2 separate regions of the Homo sapiens genome follow, and region 1 is linked to region 2. Evidence: chromatin loops called from intact Hi-C (ENCODE). Cell type or tissue: A673. All regions are shown on one strand. Each heading gives the region's core, and the rest is flanking DNA. Links, peaks and the distances in the headings are about the cores only. Region 1 has its middle 46 kb from the start of FCRL5. Region 2 has its middle 99 kb from the start of LINC02772.

The links. Hi-C counts contacts between places; a loop is a spot of excess contacts. Peaks named below come from ENCODE experiments on the same cell type or tissue, not always from the same donor. Only the 100,000 strongest peaks of a DNase experiment are listed, where the experiment ranks them.
Region 1: a loop joins it to region 2, with 4 times the contacts of the local background. A loop is called at or near these places in 55 of 110 quality-filtered maps.

The regions. Positions count from the first base shown.
Region 1 is chr1:157,502,112-157,510,111 of GRCh38, forward strand. No RefSeq gene overlaps it. Among named protein-coding and RNA genes, the nearest start is that of FCRL5, 46 kb to the right of the region's middle. RefSeq lists an enhancer at 3,447-3,686. In A673, for the core only: a CTCF peak has its summit at 3,742 (motif pointing left); a DNase peak (open chromatin) is centred at 3,740.
Region 2 is chr1:157,366,169-157,381,409 of GRCh38, forward strand. No RefSeq gene overlaps it. Among named protein-coding and RNA genes, the nearest start is that of LINC02772, 99 kb to the left of the region's middle. RefSeq lists a silencer at 3,875-3,944. In A673, for the core only: CTCF peaks have their summits at 11,271 and 11,486; a DNase peak (open chromatin) is centred at 11,303; H3K27me3 peaks cover 2,960 bases.

The DNA of each region.
Region 1 (8,000 bases), core at 1-8,000, 130 kb after region 2:
TTTTCTTCCTTGTTATGCCAGAGTCAGATTGGAAAGTAAGTCATGATATACAGGGTTAAAATAAAGCCCATCTGATGAGAATTTATAGTTTGTAGGGCATGACTCATTAGACCCTTTGGGTAGGAATTTGGGCAAGATAAAGAATCAGAGCTTAGTCCTCAGGTATATACATGTTTGTTTCTCTCTGCCTGGTTCCTCTAGACTTTGGAAACTATCTGTGAGTATTCTTATGGCAATATAGTTTTTTTCATCAGTGCACGAAGAATCCGTTTTTCTTTTGCAACAGGACCCAATTAGAAAAAATGGTTATTCTACCAAGGGTTTGACTGGAAGGGCATACTTCCCTTTAAGGAGTCAAGCTTGACTTACAGAACCAATAAAAGCCTCATGGAAGTGTGGCCTCACACCCTCCCCTACACAGTCTCTGTACAAGGTTCCTGACCTGTGGTCAGTAAAGAATGTGACTTTCTAACAGGTCTAGGAGCTCCAAGTTTATCTTGGGATCTTAAAAGGAGAGGACCACTCAACTCACAGGTATTCGAGGATACAAACCCATGGCTGGGTTGGTTCAACTTTAAAAGGTCTTATCTGAGATGCCTTGTGGAACAGAATTCCATCAAGTCCAATCCAAAAGGCCTATGTAGAAATAATTATTCTTGTTGTACTTTATGGAAATAATCAGGCCAAGTATAAAACCAAAGTCTATTTTGCAAACCCTCAGTCCTATGATGATTTGTTTTTTAACAAACATGAGGACTACAGAGAGAGAAATTATATTTCAAAGCTTATCATATATTTGTCATTAAATTCTAAACACACTAGTTGTTTGTAAGTTTTTGCCTACATTTTAGGATAACCCTGCTTGTTCCTGTGAACCAACCAGCAATCTCCAGCTACAGCTCAGAAAGAACAAGAGGTATGGGTAATGTAGAAATCTGGATCGATATTCTAGTTCTGAGCAATTATCCTGCAAATCCCGCCAGGTGATGGGAATAAATAGGATGCCCATCACTTGAAGGTTTCTTTTTTGGGAAAGTAACACCAAGGGAGCTAACCAAAGCCAAGGACCATGCACCCAAATCCTAGCAAGCATAACTGAAGCCACCAGTTATCTGGGTGTGTCACAAGACATCCTTTTCTTTCCCTTGTTGGAGGAGGACTCAGTTCCACAGTTGCACCTTAGCATTTGGCTTATGATAAGGAGTCCATGCAACCCCCTGGGAAACATTTTTGTCCCAAACTCAATTCCAAGCTTCAGGTCAATGCTATAAGAAAGAGAACTGGGCCGGGCATGGTGGCTCACGCCTGTAATCCCAGCACTTTGGGAGGCCGAGGTGGGCGGATCACGAGGTCAGGAGATCGAGACCATCCTGGCTAACATGGTGAAACCCCATCTCTACTAAAAATACAAAAAATTAGCCAGGCTTGGTGGTGGGTGCCTGTAGTCCCAGCTACTCGGGAGGCTGAGGCAGGAGAATGGCGTGAACCTGGGAGGCAGAGCTTGAGGTGAGCCGAGATCTTGCCACTGCACTCCAGCCTGGGTGAGAGAGCAAGACTCTGTCTAAAAAAAAAAAAAAAAAAAAAAAAAAAGAAAAAAAAGAGAAAGAGAACTGGATCTAACAGATCCAGAGGCAGGCAGCTACAAAGGTTAAAAGGCACAGCGCAGGTGAGCGTGGCTAATTTCTGCTGATTAAGCCAACCCCGAGCTTGCTATTTCATGGATAAAGGCCACGTTAATGTCCATGGCATAAATGAGATCTAGGGAACTCCAAGGCTACCAACAGCAAGGGAGATACGGCATACATGGGTAAGAGTGGATGATTCCCACCCCTAAGGGCCCCCTGCTTCATGGGTGCAAAGCTCTTTTGCACTCACGCCAGACCTGCCTAAGTCGCCCGGACTTGGGGATGCAAGGACGGAAGAGGAAAGAGGACACTCTTCCTTCTCTCCGTCACATCCCCGGGTATCTGCTAGGAAGAGAAGGGAGCCAGGGATGTCTGCTCCCCTCTTTCTAGATGGGTAGCCATTCATCTTCAGTCTGTACCCCTTCCAAATGCATCCTGAACCTCTGGGACTCCTTTAACAGGTGCCTCTTTTTTTCCTTTCTCCTTCTCTGTCCTCTCTTCACTAATAGGTAATTGTGTCTCTGTACTACAAGACACTCCCTTCAGATGCATCCTACAAACTGGAAGGAGTTAATTTCCCAAACCTTAAAATGGCTGCCATAGGATTGGGCTCAGGGGAAGAGAACCCAGAAGCCCAACATGCTGGCAAAAGGGTAAAGTATTTTAACCAGTTGGGCTTTTGGCCTCCCTCTTCCTGTGCAAACTGGTAAAAGGCCTCAGAATTTTTGAGCTGTCCTTAACCCTCCCCTTGTTTCATTTGGATACATGTTTTCTAATAACATAGTTTGTCTCTTCTTGCCTTCAGGCCATCAAACTCCAAATAGTCATGCAGCTGGAGCCTCTGACAATGTCCCCTTCTGCTGGGAAACCTTAAATAGACCTTTGAGGGAGCTCGGACTGTTGTTTCCCCAAAACAGCATCCCCTGTCAGCAGGAAGCAGTTAAAATGGGTCTTCGTCCTTATCCTTAATCTAACAAAAGTTTGATGTACTTCTTTAGAAAGGGGAACGAGACAGCCAGGCGGGAGAGGGCTCCCCGGAAAAACTCCAACCAGCCTGCACAATGGGGTGGAGCCACAGAAGTTCACACCCTTTGTGGGGAGGAGTTGGGCCCCTCCTCTTCCTGTGTGGAACCTGGGATTCCAAGGCAGGCGGGAAGTGCTCTAGCAGGGACTCTGGCATTGCAAGAGTCCCTGTTTGCTCCTTTTCTTCCTCTTTACCCAAAAAAACTTGTCTTACTCACCATTAAAATTGTCTGTGAGCCTGAATTTTCATGACCGTGGGACAAAGAACCCCATTTTTAGCTGAAAGAAGAAAAAGTCCTGCAACGCATGTTCTTGTGTGTTTCTGGAGTTTGTTCATTTTTTTAGTTGCTGAATAGGATTCCATTGTATAGAATTTGTCCAATTTGTTTATCCATTTCCCTATTAAGGGGTATTTGGGTTGTTTCTAGTTTTGGGTGACTATAAACAAAACTACTAAAAATATACTGTATAGGTTCTTCTGTAAATCTCAGCTTTCATTTCATTTGGGTAAAACCTAGGGGGGATTTTCTGGGTTGTACAGCAAGTGTATGCTTAACTTTATAGGAAATTGCCAAACTGAGAAGCAGTTTCTAAAATGTTTATGAATATTTTAGTCTTCAGAGCTGTGCAGGGTGGGCACTGCTATTATTCCACTCCCAGGTGCTCAGCTCTCCTGGTCTGAGCAGCTTGCTGCAGTCACAAAGTTGGCACGTGGTGGATCTAGGGAAGGTGGGCTCAGGCACTCTCACTTGATGCAAGTACTGCTCTCTGCTTCAGTTTCTGTTTTCTCACTGGCTTCCTTTGCTTTCTCACAGTCTCTGCCCTCCTAACGCAGGCTGGCCCAGCCCAGCCTTCTGTGAACCTCCTCCATCGGGACATTTTCCCCGTGGTGGTGCCATCTGGGGCTGCCCATGCCCTGAGAACTGCAGCTGTGTGCCGAATGCCGGCTCTGCTGCTGGCAAGCCACTGGCCTCCAGCTGCTGCCTCCCTTTGCCCCATTCCCTGTCAGGGTCCAAAAGAGACAGAACAGTCAGCTCTCCTGGCTACTCTGCTCAGAGCCCCGCACAGCCCAGGGACCTAGTGACACCTATTGGCCATTTGTTAGAACTGTGGCTGCACTTGAGTTCAATGTGCAACAAGAAGGCTCTGACGCAGCTTCACATTAAATAGGCACATACGTGGCAAAAGGATACGTGCTCATGTTTAAAAATTCAAACAGCTGGTACAGACATACAATAAAAAGTAAAGTTTCTCCTCCCTGTAGCTCGGTTTACTCCTGTGATTAGCGTTTTCTGTTTTTAGTTATCTGGTCAGCACACAAACATAAATAACATGATAATACATGGAAATCCTTGATTTATCCACTTTAGATAGTGTGTTAGTCCATTCTCTCTTGCTATAAAGACATGTTTGAGACTGGATAATTTATAAAGAAAAGAGGTTTAATAGCTCACGGTTCTGCAGGCTGCACAGGAGGCATGACGCTGGCATCTGCTCAGCTTCTGGGAGGCTTCCGGAAACTTACCATCATGACCGAAGGCAACCTGGGAGCAGGTGCATCACATGGCCATAGTGGGAGCAAGAGAGAGAGGGAGAGTGCAGGGGTAGGGGCCACACACTTGTAAACAACCAGATCTCACAGTAACTCACTATTGTGAGGACATTACCAAGGGGGATGGTGCTAAACCATTCATGAGAAATCTGCCCCGGAGATCCAATCACCTCCCACTGCGCCCCACCTCCGACACTGGGGATTACATTTTAAAATGAGATTTGGGCAAGAACACACATCCAAACTATACTAGATGGTGTCTATTACCTACATTGTAGGAAAGATGAAGAATTTAGGGCATTATAGGGCTTTCCTGTCTTCCTGTCCCCTTTACTTCCTGGTTTCAATCTGTAATATGACTAGGTTTTTCTAATGGCTAGATTTATGCTTTAAAAAAAAGGACCTAAATTTCAATTTCTTTCTTTTTCTTTTTTTTCCCTTTTTTTTTTTTTTTTTTTTTTTTTTCTTGAGACGGAGTCTCACTCTCTCGCCTAGGCTGGAGTGCAGTGGAGAAATTTCGGCTCAATGCAACCTCCACCCCCCGGGTTCAAGCAATTCTCCTGCCTCAGCCTCCTGAGTAGCTGGGATTACAGGCGCATGCCACCATGCCTGGCTAATTTTTGTATTTTTATTAGTGACGGGGTTGTACCATGTTGACCAGGCTGGTCTCAAACTCCTGGCTCAAATGATTCACCGGCCTTGTGAATCAATCCCAAAGTGCTGGGATTACAGCTGTGAGTCACTGCACCCAGCCAAATCTCAATTTTTTGATGTATTATTTTTAGAAAAAGTCTATATTGATTCTCCACTACACACACACACATACACAAAGTTAGTGCATGTAGACTTTCCTCTGCTTTCCACCTCCAGAGTTCTGTGAGCCATAATATCACTTTTGTGTTGCACGTGTTTATAGAATTTGAATACTGAAGTAGCCATAATTAAGTGTTCTGTGCTTGAAGTTGATTCTAAAAATTGAAAACCCTTAAACAGTATTTAAGGCATTATTATTATGTAAACACGAGTCACTGCAGAACCAAGTACTGTGATTAGGCCCACGGAAAAGGAAATAAAATACTATGTAATTAAACCTTGGGCACTCAAAGGAGAATGTTCTATGAATAAAGGTCTCTTTTCTCCACTCCATTAATTATCCAGTTACCCACACTTCAGTTACTTCAAATTTGAACCACGACTTTCTTAGACTGTCTTGTTTTCCCTGGATTTCTAATTGTCATTCTATTTGCTGTAATTTTTATTGAAGAATAACATATCTCATCTGATTGTTTAGAATTGACTTAGACCTGCTTAGAATCTTTATTCTGTGTTCTTATTTCTATAATTTCTGGAGTGGAAGTGACTTCCTCTGGTGGAAGTGGAGCAATCTTCCCCAAGTCCTCTGACTTTTTGGATGCATTGTTTTCTGGGGCAGCTGTGTAGCTGTCAGCTTAGAATTTTTTCTGGGACACCTGAGTACTACATTCTCATGGATCTTGTGACATTTTCTTTCTTAGATTTTATTTTTATTGCTAAAGTTTAGATTTGCTGGAACATGTGCTACATCAGTATAACATGGTGATTAAGAGTGGGCCTTCTGAGTTTGAAACTGCTTCATATTAGTCCTGTGGCCTTGGATAACTGGATCTCAGCACTGTGGCATCTTCATCTGTAAAACGGGCACAATGCAGCTCTCTTATAAGTTATTTTGAGATGGAGTGAGACAATATATGTAGTACTGTTAGGACAATGACCAATAAATGATAAATCTAATATTTTGGTGGATTTTGCAAGCGAGAGGAGTAATGGGGTGTGTGCTCATTTGGCCATCCTGAATTGGCAGACAAGACATATTTCTGAAGTAGTCAAGAAGGCCCACCTCGTCACTATGCACATCCTCAATGCCCTCATGCCATCCTCGATGCCAATGACTGGCATGTACGTCTCCAGAGCTCCCTCCTGAATCCAGTCTTCTGTCACTGACTGTGTCCTTGACATCTCCACCTGCATGTCCATTGCTCAAAACCAAACTTCTGATCCTCTCCCCTAACTTGTTCCACTTACAGTGTTCTCCACCTCAGGATGGAGCTGCCATCTTTCTAGAATCTCAGGCCAAGTATTTTGGAATCATGTTGATTCTTTTCTTTCTCTTGAATCTTCATTTCATCCATCAGAAAATTCTGGATACTTTAGCTTCAAGATATGCCCAGTATTCCATCACTTCTGACCCCACCACCATCACCCCATCTCAACTGTCATAATCTCTCACCTGGATGGTGTAGTGGTCTCCTAACTGGCCCCCCTGCCTCCACGTGGCTCTCTGCTGTCTAGCCCCAAACTTGTTGGGTGTGATCCTATTTTATGTCCTCTTCTTGGGGCACTCCTCCCTCTGACTCCTGTATGCTGTCCAAATGGCCATGGAACATTTCATGCCTTTGTTCAGATCACCGTCTCTGTGAGGACTTCCTCGACCACTCTTTATTGTTGCAGCCTCCTCTGGGCATCCTAACCCTCCTATTTGGCTCTATTTCTTCTTTTTCATGGCGCATGCCACCTTCTAAATCATGACATAAGTTACATACTTATCATGTTTAGCGTTCCCTGTCTGTTTCCCCTGCTAGAATGTCAGCTCCTTGAGGGCAGAATTTTTTTTATTTGCCTTGTTTACCAGTGTATTCCAAGTACTTAGTACAGCAAGCACCTGGCTCAGTTGTAGGTACAGAATATGAATACATATGAATAAGAATTCTCAGTTGTAGGCAAAACTGAGGATGTGCATAGTGGCAAGGTGGGTCTTCTTGATGACTTCTCAACAATTCTCAGTTGTAGGCACTGAATATGAATTCATACTAAATAAGAACACATACTCAGTGAAGGAATTTGCAAATGATAGTGAGGAGCGTGGAGGAGCTCCCACACTGCCTTGCCCCACAGTTTAGCTATTGAAGGTGACATCTGAAGGAGGCAGTTTGGCTAATAAGTACAGGGGGCAGACTCTCCTTAAGGGTAAGAGTGACAGGGAGGTCACTTTCAGAGTGCAAGAAGGGTGACAGGAAACATGAGCATGAGCAGGGCCTGAGGGTCTCAAGGGCCCCTTCTAGCTCTAACCTTCAGTGATTTCAGGCCAGGTGAGGTGCTGAGCTCCCTGGCCCCAGAAGCATTCCAGCATAGGCTGGCTGATGTCTCAGCAGGGATGCTGTGGAGGGGCCCAAGCATGAGAAAAGTACAAGAAGTGGATGCCCTCAAGGCCTTCTCTAGTAATAAGACTTGAAAATTAAACAACTCACCCCTCCCTGACCACTCTCACACCCCAAAGCCTGAGGCCTGGAGTCCCTGGGCCAGCTGGGGAGGGTCCTCCTGAGCTATTGCCTCACCCTCCCTACGCCCCTGTTACCCCATGGTTATGGCCACAGCACCTCCTCCTTCTTCCCTTCCCACGCAGAGCTCATTCTATTTTTGGTGAGGCCAGGTGACAGTGACCCTGACAAAGAGCACTGCTTGGTCAGATGGAAGGAAGGCAAGTGAGGGGCACCTGCCTCTAAGCCTTATTCTCCCATGTCTTCCCCCAGCTCTCCTCCATCCACCAACATGGCCACAAGGCCGCCTCTGGACCAGATCTATCCATCGGGTTTGCTCTGTGGTGCCCCACTTGGAGACACAGGTGGACATGGTGTTCAGAGGTGTGGGACAAACACATAAGATGGACGAGAGCAATGGTGGAGAGATGGGAAGGGAGGCTGAGGCCGGGCGTGGAGGACACGTCCCTGAGGCACCCAGCAGCCTGAACACTCTCATTTTGTCTC
Region 2 (15,241 bases), core at 7,242-15,241:
GACATTACACATAATAACACACACAGACAGGCAGAAGAAAACCCAGTCCCTACGAGATTCTTTTTCACAATGAAAAACTTTATGGAGAGTACAAACAGTGATAGTTGTGGGGCTTGGCCTAGTAAAACGTCTTCTAAAAAAAACCCAAAAAACAAAAACAAAAATCTTGCTTAAAACTTAACTGCTGACAGGGTAGAGAAGAGGGTAAAAAAGAGAATAGTTTAAAAATGCCTGGGGAAGAATCTCTTATTCTTAGGCAAGGGGTTCCTCTACCAAGAGAAAAGCTTAATTACTGTCCAATGGAGCTGAACCCCTTGACCAGAGAAGGAGAAGGCTCCAGTGGCTTGTGGTGGAAAATGCCAGCCAGCTGGCTCTGTGAGACCCTTGGGCCATGCATCCCAGCCCTGGCAGGGAGGGGAGAGCAGTGGGGAGCTGCTGCTCACCAGTGGGTCCTGAAAAAGGAAGGAAAATGCTACTAAAAGTCCCAGGAGCTAAGGGGGTTGGGGGCATGGTTTTATCTACTCTCAGGAGTCTGAGGATGAAAAGGCTTAGGAGCAACAGCGAGAGGTTTTGAGTCCCCATTTCATTCACTGCTTCTCTAGCCAAACGTTGGGTGCCAAAAATGTTGCAGAACTTTTCCTTAGTTCAGCTAAAAACAAGGTTCTTTCTCCCACAGCCATGAAAATTCAGGCTTGCAGACAATTTAAATGGTGAGTAAGACAGGGTTGTGGTGGGTGAAAAGGAAGGGGCAAGGAAGAACTCTTGGAAGGTGAGAGTCCCTGCTGGAGCATTTCCCTCCCACTTTTCAAATCCCAGGTTCCACACAGGAAGAGGAGAGGCCCGAGTCCTCCCCACTGCAAAGAGTGCAAATTTCTGTGGCTCCACCCCAGTGTGCAGGCTGGTTAGAGTATTTCTGGGGAGCCCCCTGCCACCTGCCTCTCTCACATGGATGACTCTCAAATGCATTATTCCAAGCAAAAGAAGCTATTCTCAAAAGACTGCAAACTGTGTGATTCCATGTTGATGACACTCTTACAAGACAAAACTATGGGGACAGCAAACATACCAGTGGCTGCCAGAGATCATGGTAGAAAAAGAGGTTCACAACCAAGGGAAATAAGAGAAGGAGTTGTGGTCAGAGATAACTCTGACTTCCTGGTTGTCACTCCTGCCCCCACATGGCGTGTGACTTGTTTCAGCTCCCCAAGGCTTAAGGTGCTATCCTGGGAAGCAGTGGGTTTCTCCTTCCCTGGAATTAACCAAGCAGAGGCTGGAGGAACTCTTAGCAGAGAGGTGACAGAAGTCCTGAAAGCTTTTGCCACTGACAGACAATAAATACATATTTCACCACTGACCCTATGACATGCAATAACTCTAGTCATTTCTTTTCTCTTCTCCCCTCTCCTCCTATCCCCTCCTCCTCTCTGTTTTCTTCTTCTCTATGGGTGGGGCCCAGCAATCTATGGTTCAACGGGCGTTTCAGGTGATCCTGTTGCTTCCTAGAGTTTGAGAGTCACTGCCTTAGGGAAAAGAATAGATGTGCTCCAAATTGCAAACAGGTAGGGAAAGAATTGCACCTTCATGACGATGAAAGAGTCAAAGGTGGCCTTGTACTTAACGTGTCATAATATCTGCAGTTGGAGGCTCAGGAGTTCGATCCACAGAGCAAACTCAATGAGAACACAGGGTCAGCATCCACAAACATCCTCAGAAGGGTGAAGCCTTTCAACTGTGATGCCTTCAGGAAAAATCCACAGAGGCCAGGAAGAAAAGTGATGGCAACAAAAAGTTGTTTCAAGCAAATGGGATAAAATTAGTAAGGTCATGGGTAAAATGCAGTTAAGAGATTATGAGATATTCATCCCAAGTATGATGGTGACCAAAGTCCTATTTACAAAGAGGAGATTTATGGGGATCCTGAGATAAGAAGAACTTGTGTTCAAACAAGATATTTAAAAACAAAAACTCTCATGGTTCTACAGACCTGAGAATGGGGTTAACAAGACAGTTCTCATTAAATGAAGGAGGTAGCCTAATAAATTAAGGGGATCATGAGGCCTCTGGACTCCAGTCTTCCCAGATTTGGGAAAGATCAGATGCATATGGTTTCTGCATTTTGATTCTCAGCCATGATTCGAGGCCTTTCCTTAGAATCAGGTGCCTGGCTTCGTGGTCTCCATGCCATAGGCCCTGGACCTGAGCTGTTTGTGGCAGGTTCTGTTCTCTGGGCATGTTGTACTGGGGGCCCTGACCATCCTCTTCATGTTTGATTTCCTGCTCTTGTGTGACCTGCCTAAACTTGACAGGAGTTTCTTTGTGACACTGCATCCTTTTCCTGAGAGCATGCTGACATTTGGCCCCATTTGGGGAAACTCTGGCAACATGGCAGAGCACAAATGAATGAAATTCCAGGCATTCCATTTGGAGGCAGGGATGGTCCGTCCGGAGACACAGGTGGGTCTAAAATCCTGCAAAGATTGGAAGGGCTTCATGTGGCCTAGGAATGATGACAGATTTGTGGGTCTTAACAGTGACCACCATATGGAGACACATTCCAAGAACAGAAGTTGAGTGTGCAAGGTCTGCAGACAGACGCCCAGCTCTGTCACTTTCTAACTGGGTGTGCCTGGACAACTTATGAAAAGTAGTTTCACATCTTTCTAAAATGGAAATATGAATATATTAATGGTACCTACTGTTATAGGGCCAATAGGTTTCTATGACCGCTGTGCAGTAACAGACCACTTACACTAGGTCAGCAGGGTTTGCAGCAGAGAAAGAGTTTAGTGATCACAGGGCACTGAGTGAGAAGATAGAAGAAGATCCTCAAATCCATCTCCCTGAGAAGTTCTGGGCTGGGGTTTTTAAGGATATCGTGGAGGGTGAGATGCCAGAAAATTGGGGTTGTTGATTGGTTGGGGTAAGGGGGAAGAAATAATCAGCAATTGGAAACTGCATATTTTGGTGAGTCAGCTGCTCCTGGGATCATTCAGACCCACTGAGTCAGTAGTTTAATCAGTATGCAAGACCTGAGGGAATATCTCAAAGGGAAAACATAACATTTCAAGTTGTTATTTATAGAACAGTTGATAGGAACTATAATCTTAAAAGAGGATCTACATGATTCTGAGGCCATAGGCACCAAACAACTGTGGGGAAGCAGTTAGAAAGCAGCAGACCTCATGATTAGTGCTGAAGGTGCTGCAAGCTCGGTTTATTTTCACTTCTACCCTCTTCCTCTCCCTGTCCCCAATCCCAGGATTCAGAAAGACAATTATGAGAGTTCAGAGGTGTTGGTGCCTCTATGATGCTGCAAGCAACATTTTCCAGGATGGCCTTGAGCTTGGGTGGGAAAGCAGGCATGGTAATGGGAATGGGTCAGGCACAGGCTGCTGAGGACAGAGCATTGGAAAGACCATCATGACCTTTAGAATTCTGTAATCAGTGGATTTGACCTTTCATAAATTGCCTGAAGTTCTGTAGCATGTAGCAATTCATAAATTTACAAATACAAAAACATTGCATTGTGTATTCTCTGAGGTTGGTGTATTGTAGATGGCTTAGCTAGTGAGTGAGCCTAGTAGGCTGCCAAGTGATCCTAAAATCATGGCTTAGTGGCTCTCGTGCTGTACATTGTTGAACCACTCTAACTGTTAGAAATGCCTTCCTGAAAACTTTCTCCTTCTAAAAGTCATCATTTGTATCTACATTTTGTTCCTAGTATACAAAGTGTCATTCCCTCCTCCATAAAGTCGCTTCAAATAGCTGAAGAGCTACAGCGTGGAACAGGCCAATATGGGAGACACCAGGGACTGGTAGGCCCTCATTTCAACACCGCATCAGAGGAATCCAGAGGCTTATCTAAGGGAGAACCTGTTTGTCATTGAAATCGTCCACCATTCAATGAAGTTGCAGTTCTTGCTTGAACCACTAGGTGTCACTGACACTATGCGTGGCAGACACTAGTGTGGGGCTGAGAATGAGTCCCCTGTTAAAAGTCAAACATGCCCTTTGAATCCCAATTTTGACTTAAATTGTTTTATTATCACATTACTCAAAGGCATACAAACAAAATCTAGACACCGTATGCTTATCTCAAAACAATAAAATTAAAAGTATAGAAATAGAAACAAAGCAATAACATTCAAGTTAATTTAATGTGCTAGGTAATGTTATTCTACTGGAACTAAATGGGTGATTTGGACTTTTTAACATCACTAATGTGCATTCATATTTTTTTGGTCTACTGGTCATGGACTTAAGTCTATTTACTACCCATATGATGGACCAACATTTGAGTCATTTTAAAAACTTTTACTTAAAAACTAGCTATTTTAAAAATCATCAACCCATCCTTTTCAGGTGCCAATAGATTGAAGAATACAACTCCAACAATTCAATTCAATTATACCCCATTTTACGCAATCCCTTGCTGTACTGATTCATTATAATGCTAATTACCTTTGAAATATTTCAAAAATGTTTCAAATATTTCAATCCCTTGCTGTATTGATTCATTATAATGCTAATTACATTTGAAATATTTCCCTAAAAGAGTTATATGTAAATACAAACTATTGCAGTAGCTAGTAATATTTTCTTTGTGTCCTTCAGTGAATGAGAGCTAGCCAGACCTTGGGGAGCAGAAACTACCAGGTCTGCTCCATCCTTCCTGACACTGCCACCAGGTGCAACTTGGGTCAAGCAGTGCAGCTGCTTCACCCCTGCCCTGTAGGTCTCTGTGGTCTCAAGGCCCCAACACACGTGCCTCCACCAGCTTTGTCATCAGAGGCAACATACCCCAGAACCATCGGCTGCTGACACTGGGTTTCAACTATGAGGCCAAATACGTGGGTTACCCACCCTGCCCTGCCCTGCTCAGCTCAGCTCAGCCATCACAGGTCTGGACCTTCAGGCGCGAACTCTGAAAGGAGTCTTAAGCAGAACAGCATCATATCCTGGGAGCACAACTGGGAAGCTGGGAATCCATGTGTGGGTTCCATCCCTCCCTAGCCTCTGCAAATTAACATATAAGGAGAAGAGTCCCATTAATTCACCCAAGTTACCAGCTCTTTCCCACAGTGGTGCTACACACACCAAGAAATGTGAGGATGTGGCTAGGCATCTGTTAGAAAAATTTCCAAATATTCCATTGTAATTACTGGTCTCTCTAATATCTGCAGTGGGAGCTGATCTGCATTGAGTAAGCATCTCAAGAGTGAAGAATGGCTTGATTCCAAGTGAACTCAAATCTCAGCCTTACAACAGCCAAGATACCCTGCTCTGCCTTTTGTTTCAGGAAACAAACTTTGTAGCTTCTGCAAAGCTCTTCATCCTTACTCAAGAAATTCTCCCAGAAGGGTTTGCAATGAGCATGTTGTTTTCTCTCTCTCTTTCTTTCTTTCTCTCTCTCTCTTTCTTTCTTTCTCTCTCTCTTTCTCTCTTTCTTTTTTTTTTGACAGAGTCTTGTTCTATTTCCCAGGCTGGAGTGCAGTGACATGATCTCAGCTCACTGCAACCTCCGCCTCCTGGGTTCAATTGATTCTTCTGCCTCAGCCTCCTGAGTAGCTGGGATTACAGGTGTGTACCACCATGCCTGGCTAATTTTCTGTTTCTCAGTAGAGATGTTGTTTCACCATGCTGACCAGGCTGGTCTCGAACTCCTGACCTCATGATCCACCCACCTTGGCCTCCCAAAGTATGGGGATTACAGGCGTGAGCCACCACGCCCAGCCGCCTGCTGTTTTCTTTAGGCTCTGCTCCCAGAGATAGTAACACAAATGATACTGGTTACCAAGTTGGTGGGCCTTGCAGAAACTAAAATACACACTCACAGATATGAACATTAATGGGGCACTACCATCACTGGAAAACACTGCATAAGCCCAGGACACTGACCTGAAGTGCAAATGTTTTCAACAAATTCAGAGAAAGACCATAGAAACTAAGCTTTCAGAAGATAGCTACCCACAGTCCAGCCTCTAAACCCACCTGTGTCTACACAGTAGATAAGCAGAGAACATCAACATGTGTCTCTCTCAACTTAAGTTCCAGGGGGAAGATGCAAACAGAAAGGGGAGACATGGTTTGACTCATGATATCATCAGAAAAATGACAGACCAGGCCAGACAGTCCCCCATTCCCATGTAAGAAGAAAAACAGTACATGAATCTAATATGCAGTTGTAGAAAAGTTAAAATTTTTCTCTAAGAAACACAAGGAAACTTTGTTAATATACTTTAAACTGATGAATTGTACTGGATGTAAACTGGACCTCAATAGAAGCCATCAGCCCCTGAATCACACTTGCTCCCTCCTATCTCAGACCTTCTCACACACCACTCCCTCTGCCTGGAATGTCACGTCCATTTCCTCCCAGTTCCCAGCTCTTTCATGCTACATCTGATCTGCAGTGTTTTGCTTCTGAACCATTTATTATTTGTAATTAAAAGTTATGTGTGCCTGTTGCTTTTAACATGTGGTTCTCTCTGCATACATACGCTCCATGAAGGGCTGTTTTCTCATCATCAGATGAGCCCATCTGGGAATGTGGATTGAAACTACCACCTCTTGCCCCATCCTGGAACTGTGAAAAACCGAAGATCTCTCTAAGAAGACTCTGATCAAATCCTTTTCTGGCAGCGGGGGTCAGTCCCCACCAGGGTCTATATTGCCCTTGAGCCTTGAAGACCCCTAGGTTTGAATTATTTTTTTACAGGAAGAAAATGTAAAAATAAAATAAAATACTGAAATATATATATGTATATATATATATATATATTTTTTTTTTTTTGAAATGGAATTTCGTTCTTGTTGCTCATGCTAGAGTGCAATGGCGTGATCTTGGCTGATTAGAACCTTGGCCTCCCGGGTTCAAGCAAGTCTCCTGCCTCAGCCTCCTGAGTAGCTGGGATTACAGGCATGTGCCACAATGCCCGGCTGATTCTGTATTTTTAGTAGAGATGGGGTTTCTCCATGTTGGTCAGGCTGGCCTTGACCTCCCGACCTCAGGAGATCCGCCTGCCTCGGCCTCCCAGAGTGCTGGGATTAAGGGTGTGGGCCACTGCGCCCTGCCTGAAATAGTTTTTAAAACGAAATAAAAAGATAATCCACAGGTGGGAGAAATTATTTGCATTTGTATATGTGATAAGGTATTTTTATCCAGGATATATGAATAACTTTCACAACTGAAGAATAAACAGACAAATAACCTAATTTACAAATAGGCAAATGATCTAATAGGCATTTCCCCAAAGAAGATATACAAATGGCCAATACACACATGAAAAGGTGCTTGACAGCATTAGTCATCAGGAAAATGCAAACCAAAACCTTGAGATACCACTTTACATCCATCAGGATAGCTAGAATCAAAAAGTTCATAACGACAAGTGCTGGCAAAGATGTGGAGGAATTGAAGCCCTCATACATTGATGGCGAAGTGCAGCTGTGTTAGAAGGCAGTCTGTCAGTTTCTCATATGATTGAACATAGAATTTTACCGTATAATCCAGCAGTTCCACTTCTAGGCATATACCCAAGAGAAATGAAAACACATGTTCACACAGAAACTTGCACATGAGTGTTTATAGCAGCATTGTTCATAATAGCCAAATGGTGGAAACAACTCAGTGGATGAATGAATAGATAAGTAAAAAATTGTATATCCATATAATGCGATATTAGAACTGAACTATAACACAACACTGATGAACCTTGAAATCTTGTGCTGAATTAAAGAAGCCAGTCACAAAAGACCACATCTATTTGATTCCACTCCTATGAAAGTCCAGAATAGGAAACTCTATAGCGACAGAAATTAGATTAGGGCTGAGGAAAGATGGGGAATAGGAGAAAATGGGTGGATGGCTGAAGGATACAAACTTTTTTTGAGGTAATAATGTCCTGGCCTGGCACGGTGGCTCGTGCCTGTAATTCCAGCACTTTGGGAGACTGAGGCAGGTGGATCACGAAGTCAGGAGTTTGAGACCAGCCTGACAGACATGCTGAAACCCCATCTCTACTAAAAATAATAATTAAAAGAAGTAGCCGGGCATTGTGGTGTGTGCCTGTAATCCCAGCTACTCAGGAGGCTGAGGCAGGAGAATCACTTGAACTGGGGAGGCGGAGGTTGCAGTGAGCCAAGATCGCACCACTCCACTCCAGCCTGGGCAACAGAGCAAGACTCCATCTCAAAAAAAAAAAAAAAAAAGTTCTAAAATGGACTGTTTTGATGGCTGCACAAACTTGTGAATATATTAAAAAGTATTGAAATGTACACTTTAAATGGGGAAATATATGGTATGTAAATTATGTCCAAGCTAAGTTGTTTTCTTTTTAAACACTGTATTGGAAGTATAGAAAAAATGATACGGGGCCAGACTGATCTGAGTTTGAATTTTTGCTCCAGTATTTACCAGCCTTGGATCTGGATTAAGTCCCTTTGATCCTCTAAACCTTGTTTTCTCATCTATAAAGTGAATACATTGATTATACCCACCACAAAGAGTTATTTTGGGAATTGAGATAATGCATATCAAGTGCTTAGCCTCATTGCCTTGTACATAGTAGGCACTAAATGACTGTTAACTGAATGAAATATTCAGGGAGCACACAGCCAGATGTAAACACGTAGAGCAGATGCCCAGGGCCCCCAGAGATTATTCAGAAGCCTGCAAATAAATTTGTTAGAAGAGCAGATTTTGTCCTTTGGTGAGGACAGCTTTCCAAAGGGATAAAACCTATTTCAAAGCCCTAAGGATAGGGACACCCAGGCCAATCAATTAGTAGTAGACATTTTTTCTGGGTGGGAGTGGGGATGTTCTTTGCATGGTTAGATTCTAATAAATGGGCCCTCCTGCATCTGCCCACCCTACAGGGAATGGGGACAGTGGACTTCCCTCCTTCCCTCTGCACATTCCCTGACCAGAAGGTCCAGGGGAAAGGATGGGCAGAGAGCAGAGTAGTTACATAGGTGTGATGGGCAGAGGCCAGATCTCCCTCCAGGTCATGAGGAGACTCACGGCAGATCTCAGTAGATGGAAGTGTTCAGCCCCGAGGACAGCCATCTCTGCACAGGAGAAATTCTTCCATGTAGGGAGGTTTTGAGGACTTTGGCAACAGCAGCCAACATCATTTGCAGAGTGTAAAGGTCTCTGAAGGTGAGTGGGGGAGAAAACATCCACTCCTTGATGGAGCTGGTGTCGAGTGAGGGTCCTGGCAAGAAAAGGGCTACACTCTCTAACCAAATCCCAGACAGGAGCGAGGGCTTCTGCCTCATTTTTAGCCTTTTCTTATCTCTGATTGGTATTTTGGTTGGTGAGGCTCTTGGGATCATGCCACACACTTAACTCTACCCCAGAGACTGCGACCCTAGGCACACATTTATACAGTTCCCCATGGTTTCCTAATGTTCATTTGAAATAATTGCCTTTTTCATAACCTGTTCTTTCTAGTCCTTTGAAAACAAATACGTAATCTATTCAGCTTATCCATTTGCTTAGGTTTAATGACATTTCTTTCTGATGAGTGAAGAATCTACTGGGGGTGTGGAGGGAAGTGTTATAAATATACACTTTAAAAATTTTCTTTCATTGTAAATGGGTTTCAGTGGTTCATACTTTAAAATGCAGAAATAAGTTGACTAAAAGAATTAGTGTGTATCTATCCTCAGGTGTTTGCTGTCCTCAAGGAGATTTTCTTTTCTTTTTTTTTTTTGAGACAGGTTCTCCCTCTATTGCCGTGACTGGAGTGCAGTGGTGCTATCAGTGCTTCCTGTAGCCTTGACCTCCCTGGCTCAAGCAATCCTCTCACCTCAGCCTACCAAGTAACTAGGACCACAGGTGTGCACCACCTCGCCCAGATAATTTTTAGGTTTTTTTTTTTTTTTTGGTAGAGACGAGGTCTCATTGTGTTGCCTATGCTGGTTTCAAAATCCTGGGCTCAAGCCATCCTCCCACCTCTGCCTCCCAGAGTGTTGGGATTACAGGTGTGGGCCACCAAGCCTGTCTAATAGTTTTACTTTGAAAGAAAAATTGGAAAATACAGAGCCATGACTCTCGCCTGGTGGTAAAGCCAGCACCTTCGGAATGGAGGAAAGATCTCCCAGATGCAGGGTTCAGAATGAAATAGGAGCATTGGCTGAGCATATGCCAGGGACCTCACTGGGCACGCACAGGGCCTCACTTACTCAACGCAGACACTCCCTGAAGTGGGTGCTTGTGCACCATTGTGATGAGCTCATAGGCTCAGGCAAGTTCAGCAATCTGTCCCGGGTCACCCAGATAATAAGTGGAAGATGAGATTCAGACCCAGTTCTGTGCAGTTCTAAAGCCCGGGCTTTCCCAGACCAGCAGACTAAGGCTCGGCCCATCTAGGGAGGGCTCAATACTTGGAAGGCGCTGGTCAGCGCAGAAGCGAGGCTGGTGGGCATGTGTCCTCGGGGCAGGGTCACAGGCATCAGCCCACCAGGGAGGTGTTTCCAGCCGGGGTTACGGGGTCTCGGGGTGTTCCTGAATGTGGGAGTAAAGTCCCTCACCCTGACCATCTCGGAGTCTGTGTCCAGTAATATCCCTTGTTATCTGGAAGATACTCCCCTATTAATAGGGAGTATCTTGGTTTGCTGACTTGGTACCCATCCCCAGACAGGAGTATCTTTTCTATTATAAATGAGTAACTTGCTTTCTGCTTTATGAATCATTGTCCACATAATTTTGTCACCATGAATGTATCACCAGGAGTCTGTTACTACATAGTATAAGAATTTAGAGTTTTTAAACCTAAGATACTGAGGTTAAAACTGTAGACTTTGAGGTTCTCCCCATGAGGGGTAAAGGGTTTAGGGGGAAATTAGGTTCTACATCTGAAAAATAAAGTCGAAAAGATGTGGCCAAGGGAACTACTGAGGGGGTCAGGAACCAGGTAGGTGATGTTTATCAGGATGGGGAGAGGGAGTAAAAGAGGGTCAGGAGCAAGATAAGGGCAACAAATGCTTACCCAGCATTCATCTAATGAGATGACAATTCTTGTCTCCATTTTACACAACAGGAAACTGATGCTTAGAGAAGTTACACAACTTGATTAGGATCAAACAGCTAATATTTGGCAAGGCTGGGACTTGAACCTCATTTTCCGGATGCTAGTGCCCAGTCACTTTCCATAATGCCAAATGGCATCTCAGAATCCCAGCACCTCTTCTCTAAGTGCTTTCCCGGTTTTCCTCAAATCCGGAAACTGTTGGTCTTTTGGGCAATTCTGAGCACAGCCACTAAGTGGCGACATTGCCCGACTATGGCTCAGCCCTGTTTCTCTGGGGAAGAATGGGGGAGGGGAGGCAGTCGGAGTTGCCCTGTTGTGTGTTGTGCTGTGTGTGGGGCTTTCTTCTATCTATTTAGTCCTCCCAGCAACCCTGCAGAGGAGGTATTATCCCATTTTCCAGATGAGGCCATTGAGGATGTGCTGGATGACAGAGCTTAGCGGTAGAAGCAGGGATGGAATCAGTGTCCCGCTGGATCCCAAGTTCTGCCTCCAAGCATGCTGGGCTCCCAAAAATAAAGTCATTTTGTGCCCTCAAATTTTAGTCTGGTGGGGAGGTAGATGGGGGAACTCCCTTCAGCCTGGGCTTGGACGGCCTAGTGAAGAAGGGTGGAGGAGAAGTAACCATGCCTTTCCTTCGGTTACTGGAGGGAAGAATTAAGTTTTAAAGTGGAAGTTAAGTACAGTTAAAATTACTCTGGTGTTGGGACAACTGGATTTCCACATGCAGAAGGGTGAAAATGGACCTTCATCTCACTCCATGTGCAAAAATCAACTCAAAATCAATTAAAGACTTAAATATAAGACCTGAAATTATAAAACTACCAGAAGAAAACAAAAGCAAAAAGAAATAAATAGGCTTACGTTAAACTAAAAGGCTCCGCCCAGCCAAGGAAACAATTAACAGAGTGAAGAAACAATCTATGGAATGGGAGAAAATATTTGCAAACCACGCATCTGATAAGGGATTACTATCCAAAATATATAAGGAGTTCAAACAACCCAACAATAAGAAAACAAAGAATCTGATTAAAAAGTAGGCAAAGGATCCGAATAGACATTTCTCAGAAGACATATGAATGGCCAACGAGTATATGAAAAAATGCTCAAAGTCACTAATCATCAGGGAAATGCAAATCAACACCAGTGAGCTATCACCCGACACCTCTTAGAATGGCTATTATCAAAAAGATGAAAGACAGCAAGTGTTGGTGAGGATGTGGAAGAACAGAACCCAAGTACACTCTTGGTGGGGATGGAAATTAGTACAGTCATTAGGGAAAATAGCATGGAGGGTCCTCAAAAAATTAAAAACAGAACTACCGTATGATCCAGCAATCCTGCTTCTGGGTATATAACCAAAGGAAGTGAAATCAGTATGTTGAAGAGATAGCTGCACTTCCGTGTTTATTACAGCACTATTCCCAATAGCTGAGATACGGAATCAACCTAAGTGTGCATCAAATAATGGACGGATAAAGAAAATGTAGTATCTATACACTGTGGAATACAATTTAGCCATTAGAAAGAAGGAAATTCAATCATTTATGACAACACGGATGAACTTAAAGGACATTACGTTAAGCGAAATAAGCCAGCATGGAAAGAAAAATATCTCATGACCACACTTACATATGAAAGCTAAAAAGTTGAAGTCATAGAAGTAGAAAGTAGAATGGTGATTTCCAGAGGTAAGGGCACAGTGGGAGGAGATGTTGGACGAAGGATACAAAATTTCAGTTAGAGAAGAATAGTAAGTCCAAGAGATCTATTGTAAAACATGGTGACCATGGCTAATAGTAACACACTGTATTCTTGGAAATTTACAAGAAAGTAGATTTTAAGTCTTCTCATCTCTCTCACACACACACACACAAACACACACACACGATAAGTATGTGAGGTAATTAATGTATAAGTTAATTAGTTAGATGTAGCCATCTACAATGTTCACGTATTTAAAAACATGTTGTGTACAAAAATATACATGATTTTGTCAATTAAATAGAAAATAACATTTTAAAAATAGAAAAATAAATACAATTACTCTTGTGAATCCCTTAGAGTTTTTCCTGCTTTAGAAGAGCCTGCATTTTCTTCCTGATGAAACAGTTGGCTGATGTTTAGGGGCCATGCTATGTGAAAAATGTGCCCTTCACATTTAAACATTAGATGCACTCGTGGACAGTGTGTGCTGGAGCCAGCTGGAAACCACTTGTGAGCTGGTTTTGTTCATCTCCTCCCAAATCTATATTCACAGTCATGATGTTGGTAGCTTGAAATCAGCCAAAGTGGGGTATTTACACCACAGAAATTGCCAAGTGCTTGAAACCAGGGCTCTTCGCTCCTTGAGAGCTGGCCTTTAATCAGATACCAGCAAACCATGGGCACCCAGAAAGGTGGGTGGGAACAGAGAGATGGACCAAGGGAACCATGGATTTACAAATTCCAACTCATATTCACGCCAAGGCTTTAGGTATTTGAGCGAAGTTGATTCTAGTGGGGTAGAATTGCTACACAATTTAAACTGTTACTTTTTTCTCTCATTTTTCTTTGCTGAGGGTAAAAAACTGCATTTCAGAAGTTCAACCTGTACCTGAGGTGCCTCCCCAGCAAGCAAGATGGCTGACGCTGGAGTGTGTCTTGGGCCCAGCCCTGAGCTGGAGCCCTGCAGGCTCCTAAGGAGGTGGGCACCACACAGCCAGGGTGGGCTGCGCTGTCAGCTATGGAACAACAGCGCACACCTGACTGCTCAGGGCCGCCTGAAGACAACTAAAGGAGAGGAGCTCTCCTTCATTTTTCCACAGAACACGTAGCTTGGGCCACTTGTGGGCTGAGGTGTCTGTCGGAAGGGGAGGTGCTGGGTGAGGCTGTGCTCTCTGTGAAGCCACCTAGGAGCTCAGTGACAGCAGCAGATGGTGACTGGACAGGAAGGGAAGTCTCCTCCAGTGCCAGGCTCAGGTGTGCTCAGTAAATATGTGCTGCATGACAAGCAGTCCAGGCTGCTGCCTGTAGCTTAGCTGGAAGCTGCTGTCTTGTTCCAGAGCATACATGAGAACCTCAGGGTATTCATGGATAACAGCTAAGAGTGCTGGTAGGGCCCAGAGCACCTAATTCACCTGGGACAGGTCGGGGATGGCTCCCCAGGGCCATGTGAGCTGCATGTGGAAGGGACAGCAGACATTTGACAGGGGATGGCAGGGAAGGCTCTTATGCAGGTGGGAAGGCTGGAGGCTGACAGGGCATCCTTCTGTGGTCCATAAGGGATGGGGCTAACCCCTGTAAATGAGGAGTTGTTTTCCCAATGAACAGCTCCTGCTGGGCTCTCCCTCCCCTCTGTGCCCCATCGAGAGGGGGCTCAAAGGTCTGTGGGCACGTTCTGGGGTTGCAGGTGGGATCTGCAGAGACCACAAACTTCCCTGGTGGGTGGAATAGCTGTGGCTTGAGTCCTTGGTGGGTTTGGAGGTTGGAGTAGGTGATGTGGTCGGTCCTCCTCTGATGGATGAAAGAAACCAAGAACCGAGAGGGAACTCTTGAGATAAAGGAAGTCCTGCAGAAAGGCAGCAGTCTGCTGTGGTTGGGGTGCAAATGTCACCAACACAGTGACGTTGGGCAGAAGCTGGCCCTACCACAGGCCCGAGCCATCTCTCCATCAGTGGAATCTTCCTCCATCAGAGGAATCTCCATACTGTTCTCCATAGTGACTGTACTAATTTACATTTCCACTAACAGTGTACAAGAGATGGATGTCCCAGTTACAGGAATGTAATTATTACACATTGTATGCCTGTATCAAAACATCCCATGTACCTCATAAATAGATACACCTATTATGTACCCATAATAATTAAGAAGAAAAAAATTTAAACAACGAGGGGGGCTTTCCTGAGACTCCACTGCCCACACCAGCTGCCTGAGTTCTCTCCAGACCATACATTCAGGGATTTTTCCTTTTTGTGTTTGAAGAGCCCTCCGTTGTTGGTGTCAGAGGAGGAAATGCCTGGCTTCTGGAAGGTTGGTGTCTGGAGCTGGTGGTGGGTGGGGGTTGACTGTATCATACATGGACCTCCCACAAAGCTCCCTGCCTCAGCCCCACTTCTCACCCAACCCTGCATCCCACCTGGCCTCTCTGAGCTCAGAATCCCTGCGGGTTCCTCTGGGCGGACAGCTTCAATCCCTGCTGGGCCCCTATTTGTGTATTCTAAGTC